2 separate regions of the Homo sapiens genome follow, and region 1 is linked to region 2. The links are chromatin loops, found by intact Hi-C in ENCODE. Cell type or tissue: Caco-2. All regions are shown on one strand. Links, peaks and the distances in the headings refer to the core of each region. The heading gives the core; the rest is flanking DNA.

Region 1 (11,027 bases), core at 2,098-10,097, 190 kb after region 2:
TAAGTTGGTTCAGCATTTTTTGAAAAGCAAGCAATTTGACAGTATCTCTCACAATTATAAGTACATAAATCCTCTGTGCACAATACCCCTTAGAGAAATCAATATTTCAGAAAAACACAGAAGCTCAGAGACATGAACCCATTCATTCCAAAAATATTTATTACATGCTATTCCAGGGGCTAGGGATGTAACAGTGAAAAAAATCCCTGCTGACATCCTAGTTGGGTAGGCAGTTAAAAACCTGTGGGCAAATGAGATGCCATTAGACTCACCAAGGATGCCACAAGTAAAAAGACCGATTATGTCAAGTGTTGATAAAAATATGGAGTAACTGGAACTCTCATACTTTGCTGGTATGTAAAAAATTTGTCAGTTTCTTATGAAGTTAAATATACACATCATATAACCCAGTGATATGGTTAAGCTTTGTGTCCCCACCCAAATCTCATCATGAATTGTAATCCCCATTATCCCCATAATCCCCATATGTCAAGGGAGAGACCAGGCAGAGTAATTGAATCATGGGGGCAGTTTCCCCCATGCTGTTCTCATGATAGTGAGTGAGTTCTCAAGAGATCTGATGGTTTTATAAGGGGATCTTTCCCCTTCAGTTGGCACTTCTCCTTCCTGCCACCTTGCGAAGAAGATGCCTTGCTTCCCCTTCACCTTCTGCCATGATTATAAGTTTCCTGAGGCCTCCCCAGCCGTACTGAACTGTGAGTCAATTAAACCTCTTTCCTTTATAAATTACCCAGTCTCGGGAAGTTCTTTATAGCAGTATGAAAATGGACTAATATACCCAGTAATAGCACTCTTAGATATTTACCGAAAAGAAATAAAAACGTATGTCCACAAAATCTTGTACATAAACATCCATAGCAGTTTTATTCATAGTAGCCCCAAACAATAAACAGTCCAAATGTCCAGCAACGGGAGAATGAATAAACAAATTGTGATACATCATACAGTGGTATACAATTCAGTGAGAAAAAGAAATTAACTATAGATATACACAACAACATGGAAGAACTTCAAAAATATTATGCTAAAATAGTGTGTAGTCACATAAAAATCTATCCTATATGATTCCATTCATATGAAATACCAGAAAAGACAAAAATTGATTGATAGTGGCAAAGCAAATCAATGCTTGCCAGGGGCTGGGGGGTGAGAGGAGGGAACTGGCTGCACAGGGGGCACATCTCTGGGGTGATTAAAATGTTCTATAGGCCGGGCGCAGTGGCTCATGCCTGTAATCCCAGCACTTTGGGAGGCCGAGGAGGGGGGATCACCTGAGGTCAGGAGCTCGAGACCAGCCTGGCCAGCATGGTGAAACCCTGTCTCTACTAAAAATACAAAAATTAGCTGGGCGTGGTGGCAGGTGCCTGTAATCCCAGCTACTCAGGAGGCTGAGGCAGGAGAATCGCTTGAACCTGGGAGGCGGAAGTTTCAGTGAGCCGGGATCATGCCATTGCACTCCAGCCTGGGTGACAAGAGAGAGACTTCGTCTCAAAAAAAAAAAAAAAAAAAGTTCTATACTTCGATTATGGTGGTGGTTTCGTGGGCTACATTCGTCAAAGCTCATCAAACTGTATACTTAAAATAGGTACATATTATTGTACGTATGTAAATTACACATCCACAAAAGATGCCAGGCATGGTGGCTCATGCTTGTAATCCCGGAACTTTGGAAGGCTGAGGCACTAGGATCGCTTGAGCCCAGGAGTTTGAGACCAGCCTTGACAACATAGTGAGACCCTGTCTCTACAAAAAAAAAAAAAAAAACAACTTTTTAAATTAGCCAGGAGTGGTGGTGTGTGCCTGTGGTCCCAGCTACTCAGGTGGCTGAAGTGGGAGGATTGCTTAAGCCCAGGAGGTCAAGGCTGCAGTGAGCCATGATCACTCCACTGCACTCCAGCCTGGGCAAGAGAGTGAGACCCTATCTCAAAAAATGAATAAATTACATAAATAAAAAGTAATAAGAAAAAAGTATATATGTAAATTATACATCCATAAAGGTGATTAAAAGAAAACGTGTGGGTGGATTTTTGCCCATATATGGCACAGTCCAACCCATGAAACTCTCTGAAGACAACAGCATGGGTTCTTACCTCAGGACCTGCAAATATGGCACCAAGTATCATACTAGAATGTGTGAGAGACACTGAGCTCCACAGTCACACAGATGGGGACACAAAGGGACACCTGTCAGTAAATACACACATTTGCTCTCTCTCTCTCTCTCTCTGGAAGTGCAAGAGAGTGTTTTGATCAGAGGCAGCAGATGTGAACTGAAATAGTGCCTCTCTATGTTAGGGACACATTGCCCTAAAGCTGAATCCAAGTTTTTAAAAATATACCTAATTATGTGTCATCCCATGGCTCATGTGTCTAACCAAAGTTGCTACTGTCTTGGTTACCTATTATTGCATGGTGCCCCAATCCTAGTGGCTTAGTACCACAACTTATTATTATCTCTCACAGTTCTATGAGTTGACTGGGCTCAGCTGGTGGATTTTCATTCCTGGTTTCTCATGTGGTTGCAGTCAGGTGTCAGCTGGGGCTGGAGTCATCTGAAGGTTTAACCAAGCTGGATGTCCAAGATAGCTCACTCACAAGACTGGTAGTTGATGTTGGCTGCCGGCTGGGAACTTAACTGTGGCTGTTGACTACGATGCCTTATATGTGGTGTCTGCATGTAGATTGGGCTTCTTACAGCATGGTGGCTGGGTTCCAAGAAGGAGTATCCCAAGAGCAAGTGTTCTTCACAGGCCAGGTGGAAGTTGCAAGGCTTTCTGTGACCTCACCTTTCAGGTCACACAGTCTGTCTTCCACATCATTCTATCAGTCAAAACAGTCACAGAACTCACTCAGATTCAAAGGAGGGGAGAAATTGTCTCCTCTACTTGATGGAGAAGTGGCAGATTATACAGCAGAAAAGTGTGTGGGATATTGTTGCAGCCACCTTTTGAAAATGCAATCAGTCCCAGCTCTATAATGAAACCTCTTTTTCCCTTAGTCTTCAATGTAGAATTTTTCATTGGGCTCCAACAACTTTAGGGAAAAAGGTTTGGGAAAAGCAGGATTACATTGGTGGTCAGCCAACTATATCTGCATTGTTATATATACACTGGGCCTTGCTATATTTACACTAGTATTAGTACGCAGTGCAGAAGTTGGTGTCCCCAAATAGCTGTTTACTTTTCCTCTGCAGCCCCTAAAGTGCTTAGTCATTTCTTTTGTACTCTACGACTCCCTCTGCTATTAGCCCTCACTATTTCCTTGGGATCTGCCTAATCCAAAATATATTTCTCTGGGCCATACCTGACTCTACCTTCTCAGCTCCCAGCATTTCACTCTCCACTCACCATTTTTTTTTTTCACATCAGATGGATAATGTGCTGACATCATAACAAGGTTTGAGGGAGGTACATCTCACACAATAGCATGAAAACATAATCAACATACTTATGAACCATAAAAGGATCTACACCACTCACTGCTACCCAGAAATTTACAATGTCTTGTAGAGCTGGGCTGCAATGGCTCATTTAACCAATAGGTGGTAATGTAACATTTGACTTGGGCCTGTATATTAGGGAGAGTGGGGTGGGATGATGTTGAGGAGAAAGGAGGGTGGCAGGAGAAGTATCTAACGTACTCCTGTGTCCCAGCTGGACATTTTCAAGTTTAAAATTATAATTGTTTTAAAATATCCTTTTTGTTGGGTTTTAGAGTTTGACAATACTGGCTTCCTTGCAAACAAAGGACATCAATGACAGCTGTACTGAATGTACTAGAAAGAGTCTTGATAATGTAAGATTTCATCCAATATTTCCAATCGTTTTGGCGTCAGTCAACAAACCATAAAGGATAACCCTGCCAAGGGCACTCTATCAGGCCCTCAAAGTGGGTCATGATAAGGAATAAATGAAATCCCTACTTTCAAGCTGCCAACATGGTAACTTTCAAGGAACCTACAAGACTGATCATGTATAATCAACTTAAATATGCCAACTGCAGGGCTAAGGTGTGGGGCAGTTGATGACCATAATTGCCCTAGCAGAGGAGAAAAGGGGAGGGAATAATGAGGAGGGGGGCAGAGTCAGAAAGCCAAGGGGAAACTGGTTGTTGATGCCTGTGAGATACAGTGGGCAAAATGTCAGAGGAAAATGGTGGGGGTTGGCAGGGGAGGGAAACAAAGAGTGCAAAGAGTGTTGTAGGAAAAGACAGGCTTGGCTTGAATGGAGAGTGCAGACCCTGATTTTGAATTATAAGATGTTAGTACTGACAGGAATCCCAGAGACCATCCAGCCCAAAACTAGGGCCACCATCAGTGAGAGGTGCACCCGCAACAGAATGCACTGCCCTGACTTCCACATTAGAATTCTCTCCAAGTGTTCGGCCAGGATGATGTAACACAGGCAAAGAAAACAGTTATTAGTCAAAATTTCCAAGAGGCAATAACCTCTTTTCTTTTTTCATTGAATCCAATTAAGTTTGCCAATTCCCTGAGTGACCTTGGGGAGGTTGCTCCTCCTCTCTGAGCCTCATTTCTTTATCTTATCAAGGGCTTACTGTATGCCTTGCAGGTTCTTGGTGCTTTACATGTGTTAACTCATTTAGTCCCCCACTAGAGTCCCATGATGCAACGACAATTATTGCCATCCCCACCTTACAGATGAGGAAACTGAGGCAGAGGTTAGTAACTTGTCCAAGGTCATACTGCTAGTAAGCGGTGGAGTCAGTTTCAAACTGGGGCTATGTGGCTTCAAGTCTGTGCTCCCAACCACCAGGTAATCCTGCTTCTCAGCTGGCAAGGTTGGACTAGATGCCCTCCAAGGTCCCTTCTGTCCCACTTCTGGCACAGAAGTGTTAAAGGTCTACCCATTTACTTCCTCTGGAATTAGTCAGGGAGAACCCAGAGTTAAATTCTCTTATGTAGGTACAACAAGAATGACAGAATGTACCCAGTGCCAAAGACACAGGCCAGCCACAGTCCTCTCATCTACTGAAATTTTGAGGTCAATTTCTTCAAGTCCCTAAGAAAATCCTCTCTGAATAGCGGTGTATCCTTCTGCTTTCTGGCACATTTTGCAACTCCAGACATCACGGAAGCAGCCAACAGGCACCATCAGAATCCTGAAAAGAGAGAAAAGTATGTGGCGGGGCGGGGGGGTGGCGATGATAGAACTTGCCGTTTTTAATCCATCCATCTCTGTTGCTGTTTCTCTCAGTGTCTGTTCTTTTGCATAAAGGGTCTACTTTTCCAAATGTGATTTTAAACTGCAGCAGAGAGAAAACAAAATAAACACAGAATGGTCGGCTGAGGGCCCGCACTTTCTATTCCCTGGTTACAAAGTAAAATTAGCTAGCTGGTGGCCAGGGCCTGGAGATTTATTTTGGTCTGAAGTCAACCCACAGATTAACAATATTGGCAAGAACTACATAGGAGGGGAAAATATTTTGGACAAGGCTGCATATGTTTGCAGATACATCATCTCCCTCTGCGCAACGGCCAAGGTTACAGAGAATAGGAGTCAGGAGCAGGCTGCCTTGTGTCCCTCCTGTGAGCCATCATTCCCCTCTGCATGATGCCAACTCATGCCCTCTGGGAGCAGTTGCACTGTGCTTTGAAGGACTCAGCGAAGGTAGACGGGTAAGGACACTCCAGATCTGGTAGAAGAGGGGTTCTTTCATCTTTTCTTTCCCCCTTTCTTCCAAGGCCCACATTCCATTCCAAGGGTAATTCTCAAGCAACAGCTATTTCCGGATTCTCAAGGACTAGCAGAGGGTAGTGTCAGAAAAAATTAACCCAAATTGGAAATAGGCAAAAGAGATTATTGGGTGTTCTTGCAGTGCAAAGCTGGGCTTGCACTCTTGATTGCCCCTGCAGGGGCAGAGGTTAACTTTTACATTTTTGTCCGATAGAAATGCAAATAATTTCCAACCCAGCCATCTCATCCTAACATTCTTCTATTAAATTGCCTATAAATACTAGTTACTCCCATTTTCATGGGTATAAGTTTTAACATCTTGCAGGTTTCTTCATTAATTAATGAGCTAAATCAAATCTTTGACGTGATCATTTTATATTTGCATGAGAGTCAAGCTTTTTAAACTTTTGAAAATTCTATTTTAACAAAAAAATGTTTGTCTCTGTTGACATGACGTTTTTCTCCTGCCTTCTTGTTATCCCAACTCAAGCCGATAGGCCAATATCCCAAACTCCTCCTGGTGAACTCCAGATACAGACAGCCGGCAGGCATCCCTGCCCGCTTCCTGGATATGTGCCTGCAGATGAAACCCTAGTCTCTTTGCCCACTCATCTCTGCCTTTCACTGGAGTGTGCTGAGCCTTCAAGGAAGAACCACGGGTAGAGAGAAGTTTCCAGGACACACAGGAGTTACAAACCCTCTTCTCTCTTCTAGATGTTCATGGGATTGGGGAAAGTATGTCATCAATTCTTTGAGGAAATTTTTGCATCCTCAAATTGGGAGCAGTCATTTCCACATTGCATATCTCACAGGGGGTTTCTAAAGTGCTTCTCAAACTTTAATGTGCATATGAGTCACTGGGGGATCTTCTTAAAACGCAGATTTGGATTCAGCAGGTCTAGAGTGGGCCTTTCTAACAGCCCCCTGGGTGATGGTGAAGCTGCTGCTGCTGGTCTGCAGGCCCTACTTTGAGTAGCAAAGCTCTGAGGCTGATGTGAGAGCCTGCCCTTCAAAACCACAGGGGACAGCATAAATATACTGAGACACCCTTGGGAATTATAATTTACACTTAGACTCCACTCTCACAAAGCATGGGGCCCAAAGGTCTGAAGAAATACCAGGAACCAACATCTCCTAAGCCTATTGTGTGCCTGGCAGGGTGCCCTAAGCCCATTACATACATGCCTGATCTCACTTCATCTTCACCACCAGCCCATGAGGAAAGAAACGATCAGAAGTGTGATTTTACCAAAAAGGAAACTGAGGCCCAGAGAGGTGGAGTAAACAGCCCAGCACTAGTCACATAGCAACGCCGACTTTTGGAGCCAGTTCTAGCTGAGCTCTAACCACATTACCACACAGCTTCCTCCTTCCACCACAACCTTGCAGGGCTAGGCTCCTTGGTCAAATCTGTAGGGGATTTTGAAAGGGAAAAGGGAGAACTTACCTCCTTTCCATGTGGTCTCCATTCTCCTAGTGATTCCCTGGATAATTCCTTCACTGTCTTTCACTGCAGCTGCCAGACAGAGGGAGGGAGGAACTTTCTACTAATTTCAGAGTAGACAAATGCTCTTAGAGAAACTACTATTTGCCTAGCTTTGTTACCCGAAAGGGGTCCCGATCTAGACCCCAAGAGAGGGTTCTTGCATTTCACGCTAGAAAGAATTCGAGGCGAGTCCACAGAGCAAAGTGAAAGCAAGTTTATTAAGAAAGTAGAGGAATAAAAGAATGGCTACCCCATATATACCCCATATAGCCTTGGGGCTGCTGGTTGCCCATTTTTATGGTTATTTCTTGATGATATGCTAAACAAGGGGTGGATTATTCATGCCTCCTCTTTTTAGACCATATAGGGTAACTTCCTGATGTTGCCATGGCGTTTGTAAACTGTCACGGTGCTGGTGGGAGTGTATCAGTGAGGAGGACCAGAGTTCACTCTGGTGGCCATCTTGGTTTTGGTGGGTTTCAGCTGGCTTCTTTGCTGCAACCTGTTTTATCAGCAAGTCTTCATGACCTGTATCTTGTGTTGACCTCCTATCGCATCCTGTGACTTAGAATGCCTAACCGTCTGGGAGGCCAGGCGCGGTGGCTCACGCCTGTAATCCCAGCCCTTTGGGAGGCCTAGGCGGGTGGATCACGAGGTCAGGAGATCGAGACCATCCTGGCTAACACGGTGAAACCCCGTCTCTACTAAAAATACAAAAAATTAGCCGGGCATGGTGGCGGGCGCCTGTAGTTCTAGCTACTCGGGAGGCTGAGGCAGGAGAATGGCTTGAACCAGGGAGGCAGAGGTTGCAGTGAGCCGAGATTGCACCACTGCACTCCAGCCTGGGCGACAGAGCAAGACTCCGTCTCAAAAAAAAAAAAAAAAAAAAAAAAAGAATGCCTAACCGTCTGGGAATGCAGCCTAGTAGGTTTTCAGCCTTATTTTACCGAGCCCCTATTCAACGTCGAGTTGCTCTGCTTCAAACACCTCTGACAGCTTGATCATTGGTCTTGGAGGAGAATGTGGAAAAATTCAAAGAACCAAAATAGATTCCTGCCCTCAAGGAATTTATACTCCAAAGGAGAGCTATCATACACATGCATTATTGCAATGCAAATTCAGATCGGTCCTGCCAGGACTTTTGTGTAGGGAATACCTCTCTCCTCTCTGCAGGGCCCCTGCAGAACTTTTGGTCTGTAAAGGTAACCCTTCAGAACTTTCTTTTACTGGACTGGGGGTGGGGGGAGGACAAAGCAGATGGCGGATGGGGGCGGGGCTGAGGGGGTGAAGGGAGAGCAATGAATGGCAATTAGCGTCTGTTTCAGTTGATGGTGTGTGCTCCCAGGGACCCAGGGACTGGGTGCTCCTTTGCCAAATGTAAATATCAAACCAATAAATGCTAATGTAGCATGAAAAAGTGCTGATTTGGGAGAAAGTTCCAATCATTTAGAGAGCTTGTCACAGAAAGTGCTTAGGTGTTCCGGAGGCAAAGGGAGCTGAGGAAGGAAATAAGAGGCTGGAATTAATAGCTCCTCTCTGGGTCCTGGTACTACCCTGGCCACCTATTCCTGGAAGAGGGAATGGACAAAGAAGGGCGTGGTAGGGGGAGGGGAGGTCCTTGCAGTGCGGTGGGGACAATAAACAAAACAAAACCAGAATGGTGAGGTCAAGTTCATGAACATCTGGCACCAGAAGAGGGAGATAGCAGAGAGGCCTGTTATCAAGTTATCTGTGAACTTGACACTTGCCTTGATGGGCCTTTGCCCATGATCCTTGTCGTCCTGATGGTCTGCCTTCAGGGACCTGTTTCTGATTGATGATTCTGATCTTGGTGACCCTCCCCTCCACTTTCAGCCCATCATACTACTCACACTCTTAACACACTTCTCTCAGGGTCCCCCACCCAAAAACCCAGAGATGCCTGCAACTTCACCTGAAGCCTGCCACACCTGCCCACCTCACAGAGGAGCTCTGCAAATACTTGTGAACTGGATTCAATAGAAATAGCTCTTAAGGGAGCTATGAGACTAGAACGCAGGAAAGTGTGTTGGAGAGAAGACTTGGCTAGGGATTAGGACCACTGGGTTCCAGGCCTGGCTCTGCCATCTCCTTGGCCTGAGAGAAGATACCCTACCTCTCTGAGCCTTGAGGCCTCAGTGGCTTCATCTGTAGAATGGGGATAATTCCCACTGGGACAATTAAATGAGACAAAGATATATGTGCAACTGCTTGGTAACCTGCAAATCTAGAGAGTCATTACTGCGTGTTTCTCAGCAGAGTCGGTTGCCTAGGAGACAAGCCGCAGTGGGGACCTCACCCCAGACAGGCTGCAGCCAGACTCCCTGTGTGAATGACATCATGGCCCAAACTCTGCCGGGCCCCAGGCTTTCTGGAGTCTCTTTCTGGTCCCAGGACACTGAGTAAACACCTTAAGCCTCCTTAAACACAGCTGCCTCTAAACATTCAGAGGGAAAACCACTCACCCACCCGTCCCACCTCCTCCCCTCTAATCTAATCTGGACATCTAGTCTGGTCAGATTTACATCTAAATATCTCTCCCCGGTGCGTCTTTCCTTCCCTTACATCATCGCTTTCTCAGGGCTGTGGCTTTGGTTCAGCTCTCTGCTTCATTTTCTTCACCCCAGCCCCATTTTCCTTCTTGTGGCTGCCTCAGTTATCACCGTCCTTTGATTCGGCTTTAAAATACCATAAACTGGGTGGCTTATAAACAACAGAAATTTATTGCTCACAGTTCTGGAGGCTGTTCCGGTCTCACCTGTCCCTATCCTCACAGCCCATCCCTGCTGTTCAGCAGCCCCAGAACCTGTTCCTTATCTGCCCACCCCAGGGCCTTTGCACATGCTACTTAACCAGAACAGCAACTTTGACCAGTCCTTCTTGGCCCAGCTGGAACACTGGGCTCCTCAGCTATCCTTTGCAGGATGTGAGCTCCTTCCTATATGCTCTCTCCTTTCTCGTAGGGCCCACACAACCCTCTGCCTTGTGGAACAGTTATTTGGGTTTCTATGAGTGTGGACTCTATTAGAATGTACTCAGAAGCCCAAGGCTGAGCTCTAGAAGGAAAGTCTCTGGCAAGGAGGGGCAGCGGGGCCTGAGACTTGGCAGGCCTGAATTTTCTCTTTCCCCCAAGGTTCTCCCAATCAGAGGTGTGTGGATCTTCTTTAAAACCGGAGTTCACTGCCAACATAGGCAGAGACACCAAAAGACCTTGCAGAAGAATGTAAAGAACTAGGACAGAATACTTAAGGCAGCTCTCAGTCTTTGGAACCTCACAGAATGCTCTGGGCCAGGCATCAGGCTGAGCTCTGGAGATCTAGCAGGACTAAGACAGACGCAGATTCTGCCATCATGGAGAAGCCCTGCTCTAGGGGATGCCAGCCATCATGCCTAGAGGACACTTACACAGCCCTGCAGAGGGCCCGTGTGAAGAGAACTGAGGCTCCCAGCCAACAGCCACATGAGTGAACCACCTCTGAAGCTAAGCCTTCAGAGAATTGCACCCGAGCCAATTTCTGAAGCCAACCTCTTGAGAGATCCTAAGCCACCCTGCCCAGCCAAGCTCTGGATTCTGAGTCACAGGAACAAGGGCAGTTGTTTTTGTTTGTTTGTTTGTTTGTTTTAAAAAAGACTTTCATTATTTTAAGCCACTAAATTTTGGGGTGATTTGTTACCCAGACACATCTAATACTATGCCACAGATCATTGGACTCTGATTGGATAAGGGGTGGGGAAGTCATCATGATATCATGATGGCAGCTACCATCCCTTGAATGCCCACTCTGTGCCAGCCACTCTACTATAAC
Region 2 (11,027 bases), core at 1,000-8,999:
TTCAAAAGTGCATTTGTGTATGTGTTTGTAGGTTGCATGTGTGCGCACATGAGTGAGCAGTTTGTTAGGATCTCTGGGCTTTAACCTAGGAAATAAAAATACTACTCACTCTCTGTTTCCTCTTAAAAAAGACATTTTCTTTGCAATTTTTTCCCCTGTGGTGGGGCATAGAGCCGCTGTTGGTGATTAAAGGGCAAGTGGTAAGACTGTGGCTTAAAATATTTTTAAACCTTGTAGTCCTTTGTTTCAAACAGAATGTTAGTGAGAAGACAGTAAGGTAAATCAGATAAAAGCCCCCACTGCTCTGATTTGGGTGGGGAAAGGGAGGCAGGAACACAGAGCTCAACCACTGGCACCCCTCCCCCAACCCTGAGGAGGCCCCAGGGATCCCCTAAGACTGTAGAGTTCAGAGGCAGAGGAGAGAGTTAGTAGCAGCCCCTCTCTGCTACTAACTCTATGACTCAACTTCTCTGAACCTTCTGAACCTTAGCTTTTTCAACTATTAAATCAGGATTATACCCATTAGGACACTCTCAGCAGAGTATCTAACAAAAAAAAATTTTTTTAAACAATGACAGTATATTAACGTCTTATATAACAAGAAGTCCAAAGCCAGGCATGGTGGCTTGTGCCTGTAATCCCAGCACTTTGTGGGGCTGAGGCAGGAGGATCGCTTGAGACCAGGAGTTTGAGATCAGCCTGGTCAACAGAGTGAGACCCCGTATCTAAAAAAAATTAAAAAATAAAAGTTAGCCGGGTGTGGTGGCACATGCCTATGGTCCCAGCTACTCAAGAGGCTGAGGTGAGAGGTTTGCTTGAGCCCAGGAGTTCAAGGCTGCAGTGAGCTATGATTGGGCCACTGCACTCCAGCCTGGGTGACAGAGTAAGACCCTGTCTCTTAAAAAAAAAAAAAAGAAAAAGAAAAAAAATCTAGAGGCAGGTGGTCTTACATTGAGTGGCAAAAGAGGTCATGAAAGACCCAAGCTCTTTCTACATTTTTGTTTTGTCATCCCCTCACAATCAAAAAATGGCTGCTGCTGCTCCTACATCTAATATCCTTACGATGGCATTCAAAGGCTGGAAGAAGGTGGATGGGTGACAGTGGCAGCAGTCTCCTTAGCATTGCTCTTTTTCAGGGAGAAAAATATTTCTGAGAAATTACCCACCAGGATCATCCTAGGTTTTATTGATCAGTTCAGGGACGTCCCTATACTAAATCATCAAAAAATTGGTTTTTGCATGATGATTGGCCTAGGGTAATTGAGTCATCTCCTGGGATTGAGCCCACCTTCCATGAACGCCTGTGGTCCCAACTACTCAGTAGGCTGAGGCAGGAGAATCGCTTGAACCCAGGAGATGGAGGCTGCAGTGAGCCGACATCATGCCACTGCACTCCAGCCTGGGCAACAGAGCGAGACTCTGTCTCAAACAACAACAACAACAAGAACAACAACAAACTGGGCACTTATCAGCAAGCAACAGGGGGTAGCTATCGGTAAGCCCAAAGAGATGTAGCTATCCACCCTGCATCTCTCACACTTGGAATCAGCTGTAATGGTCTAACTGGGTAATGACAGTGAAAATGCTTTGTCAACTAAAAGGGCCCACAGACACTCAAAACTAATGCTGTGCTCTAAGGTCTTGAGCACTGGGTTTATCTCACACAGGTGAGCATGTTACTGCTGCCTGAGAACCATCCATTTCACCATTGACCTTGACTCCACCCTTCAGGGCCAGGCTGTATGGAGAGAAGATTTAACTCAAGTTTAGAATATAATCCACAGCCCTGGTTTTCTGTAGGCAATCAGCATTTTGAGCCATCAGATGTATGTATCTAATCTTACCTCCTTGTCGACGTGTTTTGCATTGATTATCTGATTTCGTGCAGGATGTGTGTGGTTGGTGGCTGCCCCTAATCTGGCTTCACGTGGTGTCGTCCAGCCTGAGCTGTAAACACAGATACACTAGGGACCATGCCAGTGCAGTTCGCTCAAGTGCCATGCCCGTCCCACTGCCCATGCCCACTAGCCCTTAATAAATGCTTCCTTGCTGTGACATGGACAAGAAAATCTGTGGACACTTCTGGCAGCTGTTTTTTTTTTTTTAAATCTTCCTCCTCCCACCAAGATGTCAGTCTCCAATTTGCGAACCCAACTTGTTTTGGAAGCGTTTAAGAAAACAATACTTACAGTCCTTACAGCTTCTTACGACAGAGGACCAAGTATTAGATTCCTGCTATACCCATGAGAAAACACCGAGGCATACAGTGGTTATTGGTGTGGGGAGGTAGAGATTCACAGCTGATTAAGGTTTTATAGAGGATCTGGGGTGGGGTTTTAGGCTGCTGCAAATTGACCTAAGCCAATTTGGTCATGCAAAACTATTAGGCTCTTTTTGGGAAACTTCTGTAGCCTCCAGTAATTAGAGATGGGTGAGGGGGGTAAGTACCCTTCCTACACTGGGCCACCAGGTCACTTTCAAGGAAGTCTTGCTCATCAGTCTTCTGAGCAAGCTGTGCAAAGCAGTCATACAACTTGTTCTGTTAAGTTCAGTGAAGTTCAGCTCTCTGTCCTTTGAAATGCTCCAACAGCGCCTTGCAGGAAAGTTTGCCCGAGGCGAGCAGTGGGATTCTCTAACCTTCTAGTCTGACTGAGGGGTGCAAAGTCCACCAAATCAGCATTTGGATGTACGCAGGACCATGCAGGAATCAAGCCCAGGGTGCCATTCATACAAGTACAAACCATGGAGCATGCCAGATTTTCCTACTCTGTGCCTGCAAGAGCTGGAATGGGGGTGGGGGTGGGGCACATGGGAAAGTACCCAGTTTGGCCAGGAAGCAGAGGGAGAGGAGGAAATGGTGGGCACTTGCCTTTACTATGGTTTCCGTGGGGAGGAATAGGTGAGACAGGATGAGCAGGCTTAGAATTGGCTAATTTGAATAATTTCAGTGGAGAAGGGGTGGGAAGAGGGCTGGGAGGAGATGCAACAGGAAAGGAGGCCAGGCTGGCCTCTACAGGGAGGCAGGACTCCTGCTCCCTGCTCAGAGAGGCCAGGGCCACTCTAGGAGAGGAACACCTCTGTTGTGATTTGGAGACCCTCATTCATGGTCCTCCAGGAGGCAGGTGCGGGGCAGGGTGGGGGTGGGGTCTGCTGTGCTCCCCCTTCAGGAAGGAAGAACTTACTTTCTTCTGCTGAGAGCACTGCCTGCAGCCAGCCCCTCCCCAAGGCGGAAGAAACTGCCCTGCCAAGGGTTATGCCAGCCTTCTAGGGAAGCCCATGTCCAGGAGCTGATCAATGGGAGGCTATAGAGGCTGGCCTTCCACCCCAAATCTGAAGGCTCCACCCAGCTCCAGAGTGTTGTGCCGGACCCTTATTGACTCCTGTAATGATGGCACTGCATCCAAGAGGCCGAAGAAGAGACCCAGAGATAGAGAACAAGACATAGGGTTTACCGGGGGGACTTCCACACGGGGATAGTCCAGTGATGGCGGGCTGGACAGGACAATTGCTACAATTTGTAATAAGCATGCCGTTTATATGGCATTTTCACTTAGTACTTGCCACCTAGCACCCTCCATCTAGCAACCTCCATCCAACCCCAAACAAAGGGCCTTGATCCCCTGTATGGCCTGCATTCCAAGGGATGGGCTGGGGGTTCAGATGTCCTTCATAGATATGGAGTGAATCTCCAGGTTAGCCACTCCGGGATTACTTAGCTTGGGACTTGGAATACACACTCTTCTTAGACCACATGGTCATTCTCAGGGTCATTCTTCAGTTATTGCTGTCAGGCGCATCTGCCATATACAGAGCCCTCCGCCAAACACAGAGCCCTCCGTGAGGCCAGCTGAGGCGACTGTCGGGCTTGCATTATAGTCTAGTCCCCACTCCCTTCCCCAGGTGCTGATCCTAACAGCGCTCCCTAGCAAAGGTCCTGCCTGCTACTCTCAGTCTCAGCATCTCCTTCCCCAGGAAACTTGACCTGCAACAGCACAGGTGGGTCACTCTGTCCACTTGTGGTCGCCAGGCTGGACAGAGCAGGCTGGTACTAGAGCCGGGCACCCCCCGAGGGGAGATGAAGAGGCAAGAACCGGCTTTAATGACCAGCTCATTTGCAGACCTTTCCTTGACCTCCGCCCTGGCTGCCTTCTCCCTCTTCCTGCCCCTGTAGGCCCTCTGTGAGGGCACTCATTAGACCTGGGTTTCAGATTGTGTGCATTGTGGAATCTTACTGTCTGTCCCCTCTGAGCAGTCTCCTACATCCTGTGAGTGTGCCTGCTCAAAACCTGCCAAGGCAGGAGAACAGAAAAATGTGGACACAGAGGGGAGGGGAAGATAAGGAAAAGAGTGTTCCTGCCTCGAAAACATAAAGAGAGCCCCCCTCTGCCCGCCCCCCCCGCCCGCTTACATGCAAAAATGTGACAATTGACCCCCTCAGACGGCTCCCTCCTGCCCTGAAAGTGTTAATCCACCTCGCTGGGGGTAGGCCGGCCTCCCCACAGGCTATTTCCCTGGGCCTGCCTGGCTGGGGATCAGGCCCATTGTTAATAAGTAATGACAGCCAGCTCCTCCATGCATTCCCCTGGGGTTTTGTGTCAGAAACGTCTTCCCTCGCTGCCGCTCGAGCTGACAGGCTCCAGCTCCCGGCAGGCGGCTGTGAACACAAGCCAGCCTCCGCCAGGATGCCCCACGTCATCGGGCCCAGAGCCCCAGGGCAGCAGAGAGGGCAGTAATCCCATCCCTCCTCCCTTCTCAGGTGAGGATGATGTCAGCGGTCTGTAGGGACCGTGGGCCCTGTAGGGAACCTCATAGCCTCCTTCAGCAAGGGGTGGGGCTATGCTCTGATGAGTGGCAGATTCCTTAAAGCCTTAAGCCAGCAGGAGCCTGGCTGCATGGCCTCAGTCCCTGCCTCTGCTCTGTGGGAAATCAGCTCACTAGGGTTGGTATTGCTGATGACACCATTTTAAGGATGCCCCAGGAACTGGGTAGTGCAGGTGGCCTTGCTGACTAGCAGGAAGTTCCTTCTTCAGTCTGACCTAAGTCACACATCATGTTTCGCACTTACATTTGCCCAGAAAGGGTTCACAAACAAAAGCATTCTGGAACCTTCCGGAGAAAAAGACAATGTTTTTCCCTTGCCAATGCTCCATCCTGTTTTAACCTATATGCTTTACTGTTATTCAAGTATGGTGAGGCCAGCCATTATGGATGACCATTGCCATTAAAATGGAGACCATTGCCATTGAAAAGGCAGTTTGCTATACTCACAGATCCCAACAGGAGGGGGCATGCCACTCCATGGGTTGGGGAGGGGAGACCACGAGGAAGTGCTCAGTTTGATCAGGAAGCAGAGGTCGAGGAGGAAATGGTGGGCACGTACCTTTGTTGTGGTTTCTGCGGCAAGGAATGGGCCAGGCAGCATGAGCAAGTTTATGATTGGCTAGTTTGAATAATTTCAGTGGGCTCTGGGGTGTAGGGGCTGTCCCAGGCTGTCTAGTGGCTGGCCCTGGGGTAATTAGGGCTAGGAGTACGCTGTTAGGATAGCGGCCACTATTAGGATAGTGGCTTGGAGTGTGAGAGGCAGGAGCTGCTTCCTCTATTTAGGAATTGGCTAACTCTAAGAGGGGACAGTGCCTCCAAGGTCAGCAAGGCCCCGGTTGTCAGAGCATCAGAAAAGAAGAGACATGGTCGAGACCAGCCTGGCCAATATGGTGAAACCCTGTCTCTACTAAAAATACAAAAGTTATCCCGGCGCGGTGGCGCGTGCCTGTAGTCCCAGCTACTCGAGAGGCTGAGGCATAAGAATCGCTTGAACCTGGGAGGTGGAGGTTGTAGTGAGCCGAGATCGCACCACTGCACTCCAGCCTGGGTGACAGAGTGAGACTCCGTCTCAAAAAAAAAGAAGAAGAAGAAGAAGAGACATGGTTAATACATGTCCTGTTTCATTGTGCGTGGTTTATACTGATTGGAATAAGGTTCAGCTTATTATTGTGATTTGAAACCCACTGATAGCATGTTTTCAGCAGTACTATTAATTATAACAGAAAAGGGAAACAACCCAAATGTCCATCAGTATAAGAATGGTTAAATAATGGGCTAGCCATACTGTGGAATACTCTACAGCAAATACAAAAAAGACATACCTATGTGCACCGATACTGACTGCTCATGAAGATGTGTTAAATTTTAAAAGTTGTAGAGCCATTCACACCGTATAATCCCATTTATGTAAAAACAAAATGAGTAATAACAAACCTTTTGGTGGCATACGTACCTACATGTATATAAATACAAAGAAAAGACTATCTGGAAGAACGTACACCCACGATGAACAGTTTTGACCTCTGGGGAGGGTGTGACAGGTTGATTTCTCATGGAAGCAGGTGCTGAGGTGGAGTAAGGAGGGCCAAGGGTTTGTTGGAAGTAGCACCGCGGAAGGAGGAGGGGAGGAAGAAGGACGGGGCAGGGAGAGCCATCAGGTGGCAGTGCAGATCTGAAAAGTCTCTGCTAGCCCAGCGGGAGTTCCGAGCAAAGGTGCTCATCAGAGGAACCCTGTCTAATTCAGAAAGGGCTGGCCCTGAGTACCACCCGCCTTGCTCAGCCGCTTGCCGGGGAACACGTGGGAAAGGTTGAGGTGGGCCCTGAGGCTGTCTGCTCACAACACTCGGAGAAGTTGCACAGCAGATGTGCTCCTGAAGGGGATCGGAGCAGCTCAACCCCACGTCTGCCACAGAAGGCTTGGGGTGTGGGGAGGAGGAGGGGCCGGGGAAATGTGTACTTTCCTGGCATTTGACTTTGCGCCTGGAGACTACTGATGTATGCAAGTTGTAAACAGAGGGAAAGACAGAGAATCTAATTGGCTCCTGCCTGTGACTCCTCCTCCTTCTCGCAAGTCCTCACATGCTCTCAGCAGCTGCAGGGGCCCAGGAATCCACCCAGCTGCAGCATTTACTGTTTCTTGTCGTCTGGCTTTAGCTCAGAAGACCATATGCTCACATCCACTCTCTCCTCCTCTGACTACACCATACTAGCATAGTTAACATTCCTTTCTAGGAACAGTTCAGTGGCACTGTGCAGGCTCAGGATGCCAGGTGTGATACGAATGCTGGGGAGAGAGAAGCAATAGCTTAGGTCCTCGCAGGGGAGATGGAGAGTCACACATTTGCAGCTTCACACTTTTCAGGGCAGTATGTGCTCTGTGCTGAAGGAGAAGTTCAAGGAAGGGTCATTAGCAGGCATGACTCTGACCACCCCGAGCATGGTTCAGGTCAAGGCACGCTTCTTCAATGGGTGGCATTTGGACTTGGCCTCAAAGGATAGAGAAGGAAGGAAAGAACATTCCAGTAAAAGGGAACAACATGAATATAGACAGAGAAGGGGCCGGGTGCAGTGGCTCACGCCTGTAATCCCAGCACTTTGAGAGGCCGAGGCAGGCAGATCACCTGAGGTCAGGAGATCAAGACTAGCCTAGCCAACATGGTGAAACTCCGTCTCTACTAAAAATACAAAAATTAGCTGGGCGTGGTTGCAGGTGCCTGTAATCCCAGCTACTCGGGAGGCTGAGGCAGGGGAATTGCTTGAACCCAGGGGGCGGAGGTTGCAGTGAGCCGAGATCATGCCATTGCACTCCAGCCTGGGCGACAAGAGCGAAACTCCGTCTCAGAAAAAAAGAAAAAAAAGACAGAGAAGGGGAATATGCAACAGATGTATAGACTCCAATCTAATTCAAAAGTCCAGAGATCATACTGCCTTCAGACAAGTCCCAACCCAATATCTCTCAGGGTTGGGCTTCTCTTCATCTTGCCATATAGCAATCCTGTGGTGTTGGATTCGTCCCCAAATTTCAAACACCGCCTCCCCCGCCGCTCCAGACTGCTTACAAAACGACTGCCATGGTTCCGCACCTCACATCTCCACACCACACAGGCCAAAGGAAAAGAGAACAACTCCCTCCAACAGCTACCGAGGAAGATACCTTTAGCATCACTTTTCCATAAGGCCCCAGCAACAGTCTCCTGACATCTCATTGGTGCTAGTCAGGCTATGTGCCTATCCCTGGACCAATCACTGAGGCTAAGTGGATTTCTAGGTCCTGGAAGGGAGACATTGGTTGGAGATGGCTTCGGCTTAAAGATAATGCCAATTCCTATGGGGCAAACAAGCTTCAGAACTTACCAGTTACTCCTAAATCTAGAACAGGAGTTGAGATATGAATGTAGCAAAAACCTTCAAAAGCATCATTAGAGGAAAAGACAGGACAACGTAGAGATCTATAATTTTTTTCCCTGCTACACTTTAATTGCCCTTCTCTGGCATGCACTGCATAAATTAAGAGCTAGTTAATGCTGTAATGCGTAAAACAATTTCATGCATCTTAAATATTGTACTTGTACTTTAATTCCACATTAAGTGGTCCCCTGAAATTTTTAAATTTACAAAGTCACTGCTGTGCTACATGAAAAAGGTGCTAATTAAGTGTTAATCAGTAGCCAGATAACCTTCCCTAAACCCTGCCCAAGGTCTCCAAAATGACCCATTGCCAGAGAACTCGATGTGATGGCCACAGAACAGAGAGTGCAGAGCAGACACAAAATGGTTTTTCAGCCACATCCCAGCCAATTAAGGCAGATTTGCTTATTATGCAGTTCTAATTAAATGGCATCCACTTTAGTGGACACAAGACTAATAATAATAATAGTATTTAATACCAGCAGAGCTTTCCAAATTCAAAACACTGGGAAAACACTAGCTGATTAACAAGTGGGCATCCCTTTCTGGGCAAGAAGAGGGCTTTTTGGGTGGGCTTGCTAAGAAACAGGAGGCATGCACAAGGACAGATAAAATGAAAAGATATGGTTCCCTCTCTTTAAGGGGCTCACCCTCTTATAGACCAGCAGTGCTACTCGCTACTCAAAGTGTGGCCCGTGAACCAGCTCTGGATCACAATGATATAAACATGGAAAATGACAGTAAACCATTGAGAAGCCTTGAAAGCAACTTGACCTTGCTGTGATGTCCAAGTGTGTGATCAGTGAACTCTTGTTGAATAGGAAATAAATCAATTCCATCTTCCATGGTAAGTCACACATGGCATGAACTCTATAATAGTCATATGCAGTAGGGTCACATATCAGTCTATGATGTACTAGAAATTATATATATATATATATATATATATTCTGGTCCTTTATCACAGATGGTTTGAGAAACACTCCTGTAGACATATCAATCGTATAGAATAAGGGGATATGGGTTTAGTTATATCCCCACAAATCAAGGCAAGGAGTTGGAGAGGAGACTCAGCGATGTGCCGTTTCACACCTCTATATTTTTCCTCATGCTATTTCTCTGCTTGGAATGTTCTGTGTGTCCTCAGCAGCCCCACTTCCCGCCCAACCTCTTTACACACGTGAAGTCATCTCAGTTCCTGGAAATGTGGCTTCCTTCAGGAAAGATTCATGACTCCTCCCCACACCTTGCTGCAGAACTGGCTCTTCTTCCTTGGTGCTATTTCAGTCGCGTGTGCACTCTGCCATTGTTGCACTTTTCACACAGGGCTGGGTACATTTATGTCACTTTGCCCAATGGGACTGACAGATCCTTGAAGGTGGGGCTGATGATTTATGGTTTTAAATGCCCAGTACAGAGCACAGAGTAGATGCTCATTAAATGTTTGCTGAATTCAGTTTTTTAAAAATTGTGTAAAATATATATAGCAGAGTTGGGTGTGGTGGCTCACGCCTATAATCCTAGAACTTTGGGAGCCCGAGACCAGAGGATTACTTGAGGTCAGGAGTTCAAGACCAGCCTGGGCAACATGGTGAAACCCCGTCTCTACTAAAAATACAAAAACTAGCTGGGTGTGGTCATGCACACCTGTAATCCCAGCTACTTGGGAGGCTGAGGCAGGAGGATTGCTTGAGCCTGGGAAGCAGAGGTTGCAGTGAGCTGTGATTGCACCACTGTACTCTAGCCTGGGCAACAGAGTGAGACTGTCTCAGAAAAAAAAAAAAAGAAACATATATATATATATAGTAAAATTTACTATTTTAACCATTTCTAAGTGTACAGTTCAGTGTCATTAAATACACTCACGTTGTTTTGTAATCATCAGCACCATCCATCTCCAGAACTTTTCTCATCTTGCAAAACTGAAACTCTGTACCCATTAAACAATAACTTCTGCTTCTCCTCTTTTCTGCCCGCCCCCTAGCCCCTGGCAGCTACCATTCTACTTTCTGTCTCTATGAATTTCATGACTCTAGGTACATGATATGAGTGGAATCATACAGGATTTGTCCTTTTGTGACCAGCTAATTTCACTTAACATAATGTCTTCAATCACATGTGTCAGAATTTCCTTCCTTTTTAAATGACTTCAATTTAAAATATTCAAGATTATTATATAGTTGTGCAATGAGTAGGAAGGGCATTCCCCCCGCCACCCCAGCTCAGCCTGTATTTGAAGCAGAGAACAGAGGACAAAAGGGTGTTGATGATCCAGGAGGTGGCAGCAGAAAACAAAGGGCCACTGTGTTCTGCAGGGCTCCTCCTCTCTTCCTGCCCTGTTTGCTCTTGTTCCTGCTCAGCTGTTTAGTTTAGCCTCTTGAAAGGAGGAGGTTCCGATCTGGACAGCCTGCCCAGTAAGGAACAGGCCTGAGAGGTGTTCTGGCAGGAGGGCAGCAGAGCACAAGTGGTGACAGTGGAAATGGACTCAAAGTCCCAGTGGTGGCTCCACCAACACTCACTGGCTGACCAACCACTTAACCTCTCTAAGCCTGGTCTATAAGATTGGGATGACAATATCGTGTACCTTACAGGGCTGTTGAGGGGATCCGATGAGGTAATGCATATAAACCACTTGGTCGGCTTGGAAGCACTGCATATGCCAGTTATTGTGTTTTTATTACTACTGTGAATGAAGAAGAAAGTACAGCTCATTATTTACACTTCCTGAGAAGAAAGTGAAACAGCTCCAGCATCATTCAGCCTTCATCTTTGGGGCATTTCTGGTTCCTTTCTCTTTT

What was found. A loop is a pair of places that touch in the nucleus more often than their neighbours do. Peaks named below come from ENCODE experiments on the same cell type or tissue, not always from the same donor. Only the 100,000 strongest peaks of a DNase experiment are listed, where the experiment ranks them.
Region 1: a loop joins it to region 2, with 5 times the contacts of the local background. A loop is called at or near these places in 8 of 110 quality-filtered maps.

Annotation. Positions count from the first base shown.
Region 1 is chrX:40,277,556-40,288,582 of GRCh38, reverse strand. LINC03099 (long intergenic non-protein coding RNA 3099) reads right to left here. Exons shown (of 3, transcript NR_110386.1): 2 at 4,971-5,142; 3 at 862-3,054. LOC124905275 (small nucleolar RNA U13) reads right to left here and starts at 3,487; the gene lies at 3,384-3,487. RefSeq lists a silencer at 8,753-9,047. In Caco-2, for the core only: no CTCF peak of the experiment used is centred there; a DNase peak (open chromatin) is centred at 9,592.
Region 2 is chrX:40,468,027-40,479,053 of GRCh38, reverse strand. No RefSeq gene overlaps it. Among named protein-coding and RNA genes, the nearest start is that of ATP6AP2, 110 kb to the left of the region's middle. RefSeq lists enhancers at 6,561-6,740, 6,981-7,030, 10,383-10,677. In Caco-2, for the core only: no CTCF peak of the experiment used is centred there; DNase peaks (open chromatin) are centred at 4,663, 6,563 and 6,833; H3K4me3 peaks cover 787 bases.